2 separate regions of the Homo sapiens genome follow, and region 2 is linked to region 1. The links are chromatin contacts, found by Hi-C or POLR2A ChIA-PET in ENCODE. All regions are on one chromosome and are shown on one strand. Each heading gives the region's core, a stretch centred on a gene start or an enhancer-like site at or near the end of the contact. The rest is flanking DNA. Distances are from core to core; before and after follow the strand shown. Region 1 holds the start of IL3 (interleukin 3). Region 2 overlaps FNIP1 (folliculin interacting protein 1).

The links. A loop is a pair of places that touch in the nucleus more often than their neighbours do. ChIA-PET counts read pairs that join two places held with the same protein, here RNA polymerase II (POLR2A). Pooled maps may share reads with other maps.
Region 2: a map of naive thymus-derived CD4-positive, alpha-beta T cell shows a loop between it and region 1 (3-fold over the local background). The contact joins the enhancer-like site here to the promoter of IL3 in region 1. A Hi-C loop is called at or near these places in 1 of 168 maps with a recorded cell type or tissue (naive thymus-derived CD4-positive, alpha-beta T cell) and 8 of 50 pooled maps. POLR2A ChIA-PET finds 5 or more read pairs at or near these places in 2 of 52 experiments (H1 and activated naive CD8-positive, alpha-beta T cell).

The regions. Positions count from the first base shown.
Region 1 is chr5:132,057,765-132,064,883 of GRCh38, reverse strand. It overlaps IL3 (interleukin 3), which reads right to left and starts at 4,229. Exons shown (of 5, transcript NM_000588.4): 1 at 4,016-4,229; 2 at 3,876-3,917; 3 at 2,483-2,572; 4 at 2,317-2,358; 5 at 1,680-2,215. The coding sequence starts at 4,177. The coding sequence ends at 2,093. It overlaps LOC105379174 (a long non-coding RNA gene), which reads left to right and starts at 2,172. Exons shown (of 5, transcript XR_001742531.2): 1 at 2,172-2,244; 2 at 3,276-3,413. RefSeq lists an insulator at 1-904.
Region 2 is chr5:131,744,987-131,752,105 of GRCh38, reverse strand. All of the region lies in intron 1 of FNIP1 (folliculin interacting protein 1), which reads left to right. Among named protein-coding and RNA genes, the nearest start is that of FNIP1, 48 kb to the left of the region's middle. Within about 2 kb of position 4,670, at least 4 of the 41 ENCODE cell types and tissues checked have a DNase peak (open chromatin) inside an H3K27ac peak, as active enhancers do.

The sequences.
Region 1 (7,119 bases), core at 2,980-5,479:
CACACCTCCCCCTAGTGGTCAATCCAGAAACTGCAGCAGCATCCTCTGTATCTCCTCCCAGGCTAAGTCCAACAACAGACATCCCCTGGTCCCCAGGCAATGCCCTCAGTGAGCCAGGCTGGGGAGAGGTGGGGGGAGGGGGAAAAGAGAGTTCTTCTGTGGGAACATAACGATTTTTTAGGGGGAAGAATTTAGGGAAATAGAGTTCTGAGCCTGTAGCAGATAAATCTTCCATCATCTCCAGTCCCATTCAAGCAGCCGGGCTGTTCCTTATTCATAACCTCAAGGGAGGGATGGATCAAGGTGGAAAACAGGAAAAAGGGGGACAGGACCCCTGCACCTGGTGTCAGCCTCTGACGCTTTTCTGGGACTTGAGAGGAATCAGAGAGGATGCTATTGCTGCTTACGTGGTGACAGAGGAAGGCCCCTCTGCCCCTCCTTCCACTGGCAGACTGAGTAGGGCCACAGGGTGGTGTGCAGGGGAGTTAGAGGGGGGCACTCAGGGCTAAAGGGCCAGGTGGTAGACTGAAGCCACACTCGGGATGTCCCAGCCTCCTGCCTTCTGCCTCCAGGCTGGTCTGCACCACCTCCGTGCCACAGTGGCTGTCCCTCCAGTGGGTCCCTGTGTACCCACCTATTTCGGAGGAGGGCCCCATCCTGGGATGGTGTGGACAGTCCAGAGGTGGGCAGAGTTTGAGTTGGTCCATGGAATAGGAACTCATCAAGCCAAGTAAGGGCATGCCAGACTGAGGTGACAATGTGGATAGAAGCTCCAGGGCATGAAGAGAGGCTTCATGGAAGGCTGTCTAGGAAGTCCCAGCACTCCTGTTGGCTGGAGCATTGATTAGGGTGGTAGCCATGGGGGAAACAGAAGCAACAGATGGAGGTGAGCCTTATACGTTGTCCTAAGGATATGGACAAGGTCCAGAAGACCCCGAGGACTGGGGGATTCAGTATAGATCCACATGGTCAGATTTGCATTTTCTAAAACTCCATCTGGCTCCCCAGTAGAGCACAGATCGTCAGGGTGTGGGTTCCAGGGCTGGCCGGGAGGCCTACAGGGTGGCTGCTAAATCATCAGGCAGGAGAGGCTGGGGGCTTAGGCAGGGGTGGAGACTCCAGGCTTGGAGGGTTTTAAAGGAATGGAATGAAGAATTGGGTGGCTTGTGTCAGCAGAACCTGCTGCCTTGAGGGGGTCAGGGGATGTTGATCCCTGATGTTGGCCCTGGGAGGAGCAGGGGCGGCGGCTGCAGTTTCTGGAAGGACCACTAGGGGGAGACATGCCACAGGATTAGCATGCTCCAGACCACAGGGACCTGAATTCAAGCCCCAGCTGGGCCACTATCAGCTTAGGCAGTTGCTCAACCAGGCCGAACTTCAGTTTCCCATGAAACGGAGAAAACATACTCTTGGTTGGGGTGAGGAATAAGTTAGATAGCATAGGTAAAATGCTCAGAACGGCTCCTGGTACCTGGTAGCAGTTCTGTGGATTTTCAAGATTGCTAGGGTTATCATCACCTTTCTGGAAATGGGGGTGGCAGGAGGGCAGTGTGAGAACAAGCTCACCCAGACAGCATCCACGTGGCAGGATCAAGCCACCCAGGATTTGTGGCACACCAGTCTCCCTTAAAATGGTCACTAAGTCCCAAGTCAAATTGAGACACTGGTAACAAAGCAGTTGTTCAGAGTCTAGTTTATTCTCACACATCCCTAGGAACCAGTTTAAAACTCGAGGTACAAATGAACATGCTCCCCACCCCACTCTGAGTTTTTTGCAGAAGCAGCAGGACATGGCTCCTCTGCTAAAATAAATACAGTTCACACTCCAGGCAATAAATAAATAAATACATACATACATAAATAAATAGTCTCAATGGGATAAAAATGAGAACACAACCGCACAAGGCCAAATGGGAGCTGCACATTTCAGAAATTAGATAATTAACAATTCATCTGATGCCGCAGGAAAAGGTGAAATGCTTCTGGTCCTGGAATGTGTGAGAGATGACCCAGAGGTTTCAGAAGTTCTGCTGTTTTTGATGTCCCGAGGCTCTGTGGTGAGAAGGCCCAGAGAACGAGCTGGACGTTGGACTCAAAAGATCGCGAGGCTCAAAGTCGTCTGTTGAGCCTGCGCATTCTCAAGGGTTTTCAGATAGAACGTCAGTTTCCTCCGGAATTCATTCCAGTCACCGTCCTTGATATGGATTGGATGTCGCTATAAAGAAACCAAGAAGGTGGCATTAGGTGAGTCCAGGCTGTAATGGTGATGACCAGCTGAGGAGCAAGCCATGACGGGCATCTTGGGGGACAGCTTACCGTGGGTGCGGCCGTGGCCAGGGGCAGACATGGCAGGAGATTCTGTGGAAAGAGACCAAAGCAGATGGTCAGAGATTCCCTTGGAAAGGGAGTGGGCCCTGCTCTCCTCCCCAGAGGCAGGGCAGGGCCAACACAGGGATCCCAAACCCTCAACAGCTTCACATACTTTAAGAATGCTCTCAATTGCTGATGCGTTCTGTAAACTCTTGACAGCCCTGTTGAATGCCTCCAGGTTTGGCCTTCGAAGGTTATTTTCCTAACGGGGCAGAGAATACACTTAAGGGGGAAAGGTTACAGAGTATCCCTCCCACAAGCAGGTGGAAGTCACCCCCACAGTTTCCCAAGCCCACTGTTGGGGACATCCTCGGGTTCCCTCCTAGTCCCGTTCTTGCCTCAGGTGGGTCCCTGCCCAAGGGCACAGGCCTAGAAGTGAGTGGCAGGCAGGACCTGGTTTCCTCAAGCCCCCAGTCTCTGGCTCCATTTGAGCTACATAAAGGGCCTAGGTGGGCTGGGCGCAGTGGCTCAAGCCTGTAATCCCAGCACTTTGGGAGGCCGAGGCAGGCAGATAACCTGAGGTCGAGTTCAAGACCAGCCTGACCAATATGGTGAAACCCCGTCTCTACTAAAAATACAAAAATGGGAGTGGTGGTGCATGCCTGTAATCCTAGCTACTTGGGAGGCTGAGACAGGAGAATTGCTTGAACTCAGGAGGCAGAGGTAGCAGTGAGCTGAGATCGTGCCACTGCACTCCAGCCTGGGCAACAGAGTGAGACTCTTGTCTCAAAAAAAAAAAAAAAAATGGGTGGGGAGGGGGTACCTAGGTGGATCTTTCTGCACTTGGGGGAAAAAATATCTCCAAAAAGAAGCTCTACAAAAGACAGGGGGTTTTCCAAGGGAAGTATTTGTAGCTCAGAGGCTGATAACAGTGTTCATGCCCTGACTGAATTAAAGTCTCCTAGAAATCAAGAAGAAAATCACAGAGACCCCAGCATGGAAATGGGTGCAGCATGTGAGCTGTGAGTGCCCCAAACACAGATGGCCCAGGAACTCAGCAAAGGCTTCCACTTCTTGTTTGACCCAAGAAATGTCATGCAAAGGTGAGACAGAACAACTGCAACCAACTGGAACCATGAAAAATAACTGTAAATGATAATGCCACAGCCAATGAGGGTGGAAAACACAAACTCAATTTTTTAAGGGAAAAAGAAGCTGGCACATCTGAGGGGGAAATTTCTGTCTGTCAGTCCAGAGTCTGCCCTACCAAACACTGACCTTAAGGCCCTTGGTATTCCTCACCTAGAACTGCCTTTTCATTTTCTAATTTAAAAGTCATTTTCATTATTATAGCCATGGCTGTGGCCATGTATTGAACTCTTAAGTGCCAGATGCTGGGCCAGAACATGCACATTGTGCCATTTGATTGTCATAACAATCCCACTGAGATAGGTGCTATTAACCCTATTTTACAGATGAAGAAAGCAAGGCTAGGTAAGATGGAATGACATGGCTGAAGTCACCCAGGCAGGAAGTGGATCGGGATCCACGGGCTGAGCTCTTACCATCAGAATGTCTTGGTCTTCCCCATTGAGGTTGTTGAAGTCCTGTGGGGGTGAAGGGAGAGAAAGGCCCATGAGGCCTTTTGGCCTTAGGCAGCCACCACCCCTCACTGCTGCAGGCCAGTCTTATCCAAGCTACTCACCAGCAAAGGCAAAGGTGGCTGCTTTAAGTGTGTTATAATTTCATCGATCATGTTAGAGCAGTTAACCCAGCTTGTCTTCAAGGGCGTTGTCTGGGTCATGGGAGCTTGGAGTCCGGGGCGGACCAGGAGTTGGAGCAGGAGCAGGACGGGCAGGCGGCTCATGTTTGGATCGGCAGGAGGCACTCTGTCTTGTTCTGGTCCTTCGTGGGGCTCTGAAGAGTTGGCAACAGCCTCCCGCCTTATATGTGCAGCAGCAAGGTGCCCACAACCCCGGGCAAGGCGGGGGGAGGTGGTGGTGTGGGGCAGGCGTCGGAAGGATCTTTATCTGACATGGAACCTCCATAGAAAACCACAGACGTAATTATTCATCCATGACTTTCTAGTACTCAAGATCAGTGAAACAAGAAAAAAGATTACTTAAACGGTATCACTTCATCTTGTCAAGGAGGATGAGAGATGGGAAGCATGGCAGCAGGTGAGAGGACCCCTGTGGCAGGAAGGGGAAGCCTGACTCAGCTCACTGAGGCCTCCTGCCCAGTGGGATCTCATCTGCCATCACCTGGACTACCCTGGCCCTCTGCTGCCCGCCCTGCTTGGTCCTGGTGGGTGGCCAGGAGGCCACTGGAACAGATGAGAGTTTGTCTGGTAGCCGGTCACGCTGCTAAACATCCACGTTCAGCCTCAGGCTCTGAGAAGCACATCTCTTGGTGCCGCTTCCCAATACAGAATTACTGGTGTTCCAGTCCCCAGTGGTTTGTCCCATGGGCTTCGGGCAGCTTCTCCTTGACACTTTGTTTCTGGTGGATGGCCGAGGGCGCTCAGGCCCCAGGTGGCCATTCTCTTACTGGTCTGCTAGCAGTGGCATGGCTGTTCCCTGCGTGTGGGACTCAGCCTCTGCAGGAGGCCCGGCTGCAGCCCCTGGCAGTCCCTCTGGTAGCACCGAGAGCTGAGCTCAGGTACCTGAGGACACTGTCACTGGGAGCTGGGGGAGGGGCTGGCCTGGGAGGTTTAGGAGGCAGAATTGGCATGGTCTGAGGGGTGAGGTCAAGGGAGGAGAAAGGAGAGCAACTCCCTGGTTTCAGACTGGGCCTCAGGCTGCTGGGGCAGGGATTGGCAGGAGACAGTTGTATTGAGAGGTCTTGATCCCCGTCTGTGCTGAGCATGGATTTGCCAGGTGCAGGCCCAGTAGGCAAGGTTTGCAGAGAGGGGATGTGAGTGGGGACAGACCATGGGGAAATCCACAAGGGACCTGAGAAACTGCAGCCAGATAGGAAGCAGGAAACCCAGAAGGGCGGGGGTGGTTATCCCAGAGGGCAGCCCCTGAGAGAAGAGGGGTCCTCCTGATACGGGCCTGTCTTGGGGCCTGCCTGACCCACCCCATGGGGTAGGGGCTTTTGGTAAAGGGATGAGTGTGACAGGGGCATGTGGAAGACTTCTTCAAGATGACTGGCCCCGGGTGGGAGGGAGAGGAGAGCAGTAAGGAAAGGCCAGGGTCTGGGTCATGGTGCGGTGTGTTGTGATCAGTGTGGGGGATGCGGGATAGGAGGTTATGCTGAGGCAGCGGAATTTGGGTGCTTTGGGCTTCTGAGCATAAGCAGATCAGGTGAAGACAAGGACCAGGATGTGGCTGTGGGGAGGCAGGTGAAGAGGCTGTGACTCAAGGCCATGCTGTGAGGATGATTTCTGTAGCTGATATGCCCTCCTGGCTCAGCCCCAGGCTGGGCCCTGGACCAGGAAGAGCCCTAGGTTCTGGACCCGGAGTGGAGTCTGACAGGCACAACTCAACACACAGAGGGGAGCCTTAGCACCAGCTTGCGTACTCCGTAGGCACAATTCATTCAACAGACGTCTACAAAGCACTTGCTGTGAATAAAACAGACATGGTAACCTCCACTAGCAGCTCAGTCTTGTGAGGAGACAGATTTCCAGTCTTGCTACCCTTCCTGTGGTCCCAGACCTGCAGGTCAGCCCTGCCCGGGAGCTTGTTAGCGGTGTCAACCCTCAGGCCCCAGCCCAGACTTTCTGAATCAAAAATCGCATTTTGATAAGATCCTCAGTGATTCAGTGCATTTGAGGGGCTCTGATCTAACTACCTCAGCAATCTTAGCTCCGGTAGGGTCCCCTATTGCCCCACGGACCCAGAGTTTGTTCCTTGCATACTCAACTGTACCTTGGTGTTACTGTCTATGTAAACGTTTTGGGGACTTGTGCACAAATAATGTGATTCCTTACAGAGAAAAGCTGTATTTTTTTTAGTGTAAGTGGGCTTTTCTAGGGAATTTTAAAGTTCAATGAATTTAAAGCTGTGGAGACAAAACATTCCTGTATTTTTTTTTGTTTCTTTAAAAGTCAAGACTTTGTGTTGTAACCACACATGCACACAAAATCCTGAATAGTAGTATTGTAAATCTTGACATTTGTAGTGTTTTTCTCATTTTAAAAATGAATATATACCAGCCTGAGCAATTTGGCGAAACCTCATCTCTACAAAAAATACAAAAAATTAGCCAGGCGTGGTGGTGCACACCTGTGGTCCCAGCTACTTAGGAGGCTGATGTGGGAGGACCACCTGAGCCTGGGAGGTCAAGGCTGCAGTGAGTTGTGATTGTGCCACTGCACTCCAGCCTGGGCGTTGGAGTGAGACCATCTCTCCAAAAAAATTATATATATACACATAGTTTATTAAAGGCAAAAGAGGTTGAGGCTTCATGCTAGGAGCATTGGAGGACTTGCGGGGTTTTCAACCAGGGGAGGCGAGGTGAAGCTCAGGTGCACCTGCTGTGGGGGAAAGGATGAGAAAGTTCAAGGCAGCAGGGTGGCCAGTGAGGAGATATTGGGAGTCCTCTGGAAGACAGGTGGTGGGAAGCTGGACTAGGTAGGTTCTTACGGGGTGGAGAGGACTGGGTGAAGGGAAGCGCTCTCACAGCTGACTTCTATTGAGTGGCACTTGTGAAGTGTGGAGAACTAAGTTCTTTTCATGGCTGAACTTGTTAATCCTCATGATGAACTGTGAGGCAGGTGCTGTTATTAGCCCCATTTTCCAGATGAAGAAACTGAGTCTCAGAGAAGCTGAGCTGATGTAGCTAGGAAGTGACATCACTGGG
Region 2 (7,119 bases), core at 3,421-5,920, 310 kb after region 1:
CGCCACTGCACTCCAGCCTGTGCAACAGAGCGAAACTCTTGTCTCCAAAAAAAAAGAATACAAACTCACAAATAAGTTTGGTAATAAAGCCTTTTTTATTATTGCTGAGATATACTTCACATTCCATAAAATCTACTCTTCTAAAGTGCGTGATTCAGTGTTTTAGGTTGGTTTGGTTGTTGCTGTTTTTGTTTGTGGTATATTTACAAAGTTTTTTGGTGACCATCACCACTGTCTAATTCCAGAACATTTCATCTCCCCAGAAAGAAACCTCGTACACATTGCAGTCATTATGGATTTGCCTATTCTGGACAAGTCATGTAAATGGAATCATCATACGTAGCCTTTTTGTGTTTGGCTTTTTTTCCTTAACCTAATGTTTTCAAGGTTCACCCATGTAGTATGCATTCTTTTTATGGCCAAATACTCCATTGTATTGACATACCACATTTTGTTTATTCATGAGTTCATGGACATGCCTTTTAACTTTTTAAAGAAAGCACATTTGTTTTTTCTTCTTCTTTTTTTTTTTTTCAGATTGTGGAATCCATTCACTCCTGAAATATTTAGTGCCTATGATATTACATTTACTTAGGGATATGTAGTTTTACTCATTTACCAAGCTTGGGACTGGGGATTCAAAGATGAATAAGATCTTCCCTCAGGGAGCTTTTTTTTTCTAGTGGAAGAAACAGGCATGTGAACAGATAAATTACAAGACAATCTGATGAAGATACTATTAGATTTATAATCTAAGGTAAAGTGTAATCCCAAAACTCAGTAGCTAACTCTGCTTGGAGGAATGAATAAGAACTTTTTAGAGTAGGTGACATTTGGAGCTAGATCTTTAAGAATAAATAAGAGTTTGCCAGGAGAGTGAGAATATTTCAGGTAGAAGACATGGCTTGTACAAAGGCATGGAATTGATATATCTTGGCACCTTTGAGAAGCTCAGTATGATAATTATGGGTAACATGAAAAGAGTCTGGAAAGGCAGATCTGGGCCAGCCCATGAAGAGCTTTACATCTAAGCAAAGGAACTTGGATTTTATTCTTTGGGTGTCTGGGAGACCAAAGGAGTTTGGCTAAATGAAATGGCATCACTGCTTATATAAGGTCTGTTAGAAGACCACATATCCAGTGAAGCCCAACTTTTCATTTTCTCCAGAAAATTTTGTCCATATTAGGCACCTTTTAAAAAATGAATGTATTGGCCAGGTGTGGTAGCTCGTGCTACCTGTAATCCCAGCAGATTACTTGAGGCCAGGAGTTTGAGACCAGCCTGGCCAACATGGCAAAACCCTATTTCTACTAAAAGTACAAAAACTAGCTGGGCGTGGTGGCACATACCTGTAATCTCAGCTAATTGGGAGGCTGGGGCACAAGAGTCTCTCAAGCTCAGGAGGCAGAAGTTGCAGTGAGCCGAGATCATGCTACTGCACCCCAGCCTGAGAGACAGAGAGAGACTCTGTCTAAAAAAAAAAAAAAAGAAAGAAGGGAAGAATATACCTCCCCTCAACCCAAACCATTCTCTCACTACCACCTTCTATCATAGTCTATTGACTTACCTGAAGTTATCAAGTTAATTTATTTCTTTGCTTAGCTACTGTTGTATCTTTCTTCCAGAGAGGTTCTTTTTTATCTTGCCCTAACCACTGCTTGGCACATAGTAGGTACATATCTGTATTTAATGATTAAATGAGCTATTCTACCTCTAATATCTTAAACTCTAGGATCCTGCCCTGTGATTATAGCCTCCTATTCCTTGTCCTCTCTGCCTCCCACTCTCCTTCTTTGCGTTTTTTCAGCACTTTGACCGTACTGCCTCCATTTTCTTTTGTTATTGTTGTCCCATCACTACGTTCCCTAACTAGCTTAGATCAATTCAGCTGTATTCTTGTCAGTCTTATACTCCATTTCCATAGCCTTCCTTTTCTTTTGTTCCGTATACCTATCAAAACCCTTACCTTGGCACAGTCTGATCCAAATTCAAGCACATGAGGTCCTACTGGAGAAAATCACCTAACTGTAGTTTGCAGCCAGTACATCGTCCTAGTTCATAGTCTTCAACGTTATGTAGATGTACAGCATTGCCTGGAAATCTTATGTTTTCTATTCAACATACACTCATGCACCAGTGAATGATGGGGCTCTGTTCTGAGGAATGCATTGTTAGGCAATTTTGTTGTTATGCAAACATCACACAGTGTACTTACACACACTAGATGGTATAGTCTACTACACACCTAGGCTGTATGATAATAGCCTATTGCTCTTGGGGTACAAACCTGTACAGCGTATTGCTGTGCTGAACACTGTAGGGAGTTGTAACACAATGGTAAGTATTTGTGTATCTAAACATATCCAAACATAGAAAAGGTACAGCAAAAATATGGTATAAAAGATAAAAAGTAGGCCGGGCACAGTGGCTCACACCTGTAATCCCAGCACTTTGGGAGGCCGAGGCAGGCGGATCACCTGAGGTCAGGAGTTTGAGACAAACCTGGCCAACATGGTGGAACCACATGTCTACTAAAAATATAAAAATTAGCCAGGCATGATGGCACACGCCTGTAAACCCAGCAACTGGGGAGGCTGAGGCAGGAGAATCACTTGAACCCGGAAGCGGAGGTTGCAGTGAGCCAAAATCGCACCACTGCACTTCAGCCTGGACGATAGACTGAGACTGCATCTCAAAAAAAAAAAAAAAAAAGATAAAAAGTGGTACACTTATATAGGGCGATCCATTCACTTACTGTGAATGGATTTTGCGAGACTGGAAGTTACTGGGTGAGTCAGTGAGTGAGTAGTCAGTGACTGTGAAAACCTAGGACAGTGTTGTACACTACTGTAGGTTTTATAAATAAGCACTGTATACTTAGGCTACATTAAATTTATTAAAAATGTTTTTCTTCAATAATAAAATTAACCTTAGCTTATTGTAAGTTTTTTCCTTATTAACTTTTTAATTTTAAAATCTTTTGAACTGTTGTGTAGTAACACTTTGTTTAGGACACAAACATTGTACAGCTGTACAAACATATTTTCTTTCTTTATGTGCTTATTCTAAGCTTTTTTCAGTTAAATTTTTTTAACCTTTTTGTTAAAAACTGAGACACAAACACACCATTAACGTAGGCCTACATAGAGTCAGGATTATCAGTACCACTATCTTCCATCTCCACATCTTGTCCCACTGTAAGGTCTTTAGGAGTAATAACACACATGGAACTGTCATCTCTTATGCTAATAATGCCTTTTTCTGGAATACCTCCTGAAGGATCTGCTTAAGGCTGTTTTACAGTTAATTTTTTTATAAGTAGGGGTACACTTTAAAATAATGATAAAAGTATAGTAAATTCATAAACCAGTAACATAGTCTTTTTTTTTTTTTTTCTTTTTTTTTTTTGAGACAGAGTCTCACTCTGTCGCCCAGGCTGGAGTGCAGTGGCGCAATCTTGGCTCACTGCAACCTCTGCTTCCTGGGTTCAAGAGATTCTCCTGCCTCAGCCTCCTGAGTAGCTGGGACTACAGGTGCATGCCACCACGCCTGGCTAATTTTTGTTTTGTACTTTTAGTAGAGACAGGGTTTCACCATGTTAGTCAGGATGGTCTCAATCTCCTGACCTTGTGATCTGCCCACCTCAGCCTCCCAAAGTGCTGGGATTACAGGTGTGAGCCACTGCACCCGGCCAACATAGTCTTTTATTATCAAGTATTGCGTATTTTACATAATTGTATCCGTAATACCTTCATATGACTGACAGTGCAGTAGGTTTGTTTACATGAGCATCACCACAGACATGTGCGTAATACTTTGTGCTACCATGTGATGACAGCTACAGTGTTACTAGGCAATAGGAGTTTTTGAACTGCATTATAATCTTATGAGACCACCATCATATATACAGTTTGTTGTTGACCAAAACGTTATATGGTGTATGACTATTTTATTTCCCAACAACTGCTATTCTCTTTTTTACTCTCTACTATCCCCACATCTTACCACCTTTCCCTTACTTGCCTTCACCTGCTTGACAAAGAAAATGGATCTCTTAGATATGGATTCCCTCCGCACCTTACCTTCATATCTACAAATCTTTCTGCACCCATGTACATCTTTATCTCCTTTCTTTCCATCCTAGTGTGAGAGTTATTTTCTTTGAGCTAATGCTTTCACTTGTGCTCTATATCCTGTTCTCTACTTCCTCAGAGGCCTTGTATTTCTCCTCCACCTCAGATTCTGTCATCAGCATATATGTAAACATGTTCAGATGTGTCATTTTTTAAATAGCAGAATATCTGTCACTCTCACTCTACTTGAGGTTTCATTTTCTTTCTCTTTTTTTCTTACCAGTTGTCTGTTTTCTCTGCTCCTATTCACTCTTCAGTCCCCTAGAATCTGACCTCTGTACTCTTTATTCCTTAGAACTGTCCTTGCTATGGTCACCAATGACTTTTGCTTCTCTAGTGGATACTTTTTAGTGACTCCCGTGGTAGTTCTTTTTCTTTTCTAAAATGTTCTTTTTCACTGGTTTCCGTGAGACCCCTTTCCCTATTTTCATCCTTTGTCGGTCTGTTCCTTTACAGTTTCCTTTGCATGGTATGAAAGCACAATTTAGTAGAAACAGTTCAGTGTGATGCAAGTCATTGTGGTTTAAGGAGGAGTCTCTGGTTTAGCCTGGATGTCTAGGTAGGTCTTTATCATTTACTAGCACACAGACATTTACTAAAGATTAGACAGAAGAAAACCAAAATTATATTTTCTGTCAAGAATTTGGGATGAAGATGTTTTATGTTGCCGGTTACACATAGTTTCACATACGTTGACAGAGTTAGGGTTAAGGCTCTCTTAAGGAAGTGAAGAATTGTGCCTGGTGGACAACCCACATAATGGCAGAAAATATTCACAAACTGTACATTTGACAAAAGTCTAATATACAGAATCTATAAGGAATTTAAACAATTTAACAAGCAAAAAACAACCCCAATAAACAGTGGGCAAAATATATGAACAGACAGTTCTCAAAAGAAGACATCCAACCAGCCAACAAACATGAAAAAATGCTCATCATCACTAGTCATCAGAGAAAGACAAATCAAAACTACAATGAGATACCATCTCACATCAATCAGATTGGCTATTATTAAAAAGTCAAAAAATAACAGATGCAGGTGAGGCTGTGGAGAAAAGGGAATACTTACACACCATTGATGGGAATGTAAAGTAGTTTAGCCACTGTGGAAAGCAGTTTGAAGATTTGTCAGAGAACTTTGAAAGAGAGCTACCATTTGACTCAGCGATCACATTACTGAGTATATATCCAAAAGAAAACAAAGCTACCAAAAAGACACATGCACTTGTATGTTCATTGCAGCATTGTTCACAATAGCAAAGACATGGAATCAACCTAGGGAGGGTCCCATCAGTGGTGGATTGGATAAAGAAAATGTGGTATGTATGTACTATGGAATACTACTCAGCCATAAAAAAGAATGAAATCCAGTCCTTTGCAGCAACACGAAGGCAGCTGGAGGCCGTTATCCTGAGTGAATTAATGCAGGAACAGAAAATCAGATACCGCATGTTCTCAGTTATAAGTGGGAGCTAAACATTGGATACTCATGGACATAAGGATGGCAACAATAGACACTGAGGACTAGTAGAGCAAGGCAGGAGGGAGAGGGGCAAGAGTTGAAAAACTTAATAGTTGGGTTGTATGCTCTCTCTCTGGGTGACAGCATCAGTTGTACCCTAAACCTCAGCATCATGAGATATATGCATGTAACTTGCACCACATGTACCCCCTGAATTTAAAAGTTGAAATTATAAAAAATAAATAGCCTGTTGTAACTAATGAGAAACAGCTCCTGGCATGTCTGTTCTCCCATTTCTTAGCAGCTGTCCTGTCATTTGTATTGTGTTCAGTTTACCAGATATTTGTCATTTGGTTTGTTTTCTCTTTCCCTTCTTCTCTGCCTCACCCACCCCATTAATCTTTTAAATTGTGGAATGTAATGGATATGTAAAAGTACATAAAACAAATGTGATGTACTGTTTAAATACATACTGTAAAGTAAAGATCCATGTCAGCACTATCTGGTCAAAACAGAGAACATAGTCATTGCGCCAGTTCACCTGTTACGTCCCTTTTCTGGTTACACTTTTCCCTCCACCTTACTCCTAGAAAATTACTCTCCAAACTCTGGAGGTCATTACTTACATTGTTTTCTTTATAGTTTAAAAACTAAGTATGAACCCCTAGACAAACGTTGCACGTTTTTAACCTCTATATAAGTGGAAAAATACAGTAGCTATCTGTGTGTGTGTGAGTCATTGTCTGACTTCTTTTGCTTGTGGTCTGTCCATTTTTGCCTATAGCTGAAATTCATTCATTGTGATAAATTTTTCCGAAGTGGAATTGCTGGGATCAACTTCATTTTTACTGGGATTTGTTTTAGTGTATGTGTGTGTGTATGTATACACACACATATATATACACATACTAAATTTATATATAAATTTTTAAAAAACTGTGTTCTAAAGAGATTGTGCCAATTTATTTATTTTTTATTTTTATTTTTTGAGACAGGGTCTCATTCTGTCACCCAGGGTGGAGTACAGTGGCATGATCACAGCTTGCTATAGCCCCGACCTTCCAGGCTCAAGCGATCCTCCCACTGCAGCCTCTTAAGTAGCTAGGACTACAGATGTGTGCTGCCATGCCTGGCGAATTTTGTTAACTTTTTGTAGAGACAGGGTCTCACTATGTTGTCCAGGCTGGTCTTGAACTCCTGGGCTCAAGTGATCCTCCTACCTTGAACTCCCAAAGTCCTGGGATTACAGGTGTGAGCCACCACACCCAGGAGTTGTGCCAGTTTGTATTCATACCAGCAGCATATGAGAATTTTCACTATACTTGATTGCTCTCCACTTTTTTTTTTTTGGCTTGTTTTTTGTCTTGTAAGTCCTTTGCTATTATTTAAACTGAAAACCATTTCATTTTTCACATTTCCATATTGGAGAAATAGTAACAAAACTACTTAAAAATATGGGTTAACCTTATTATGTCATCTTGGTCCATGACATGAAATCAGTACATATTTTCATTATGTTAA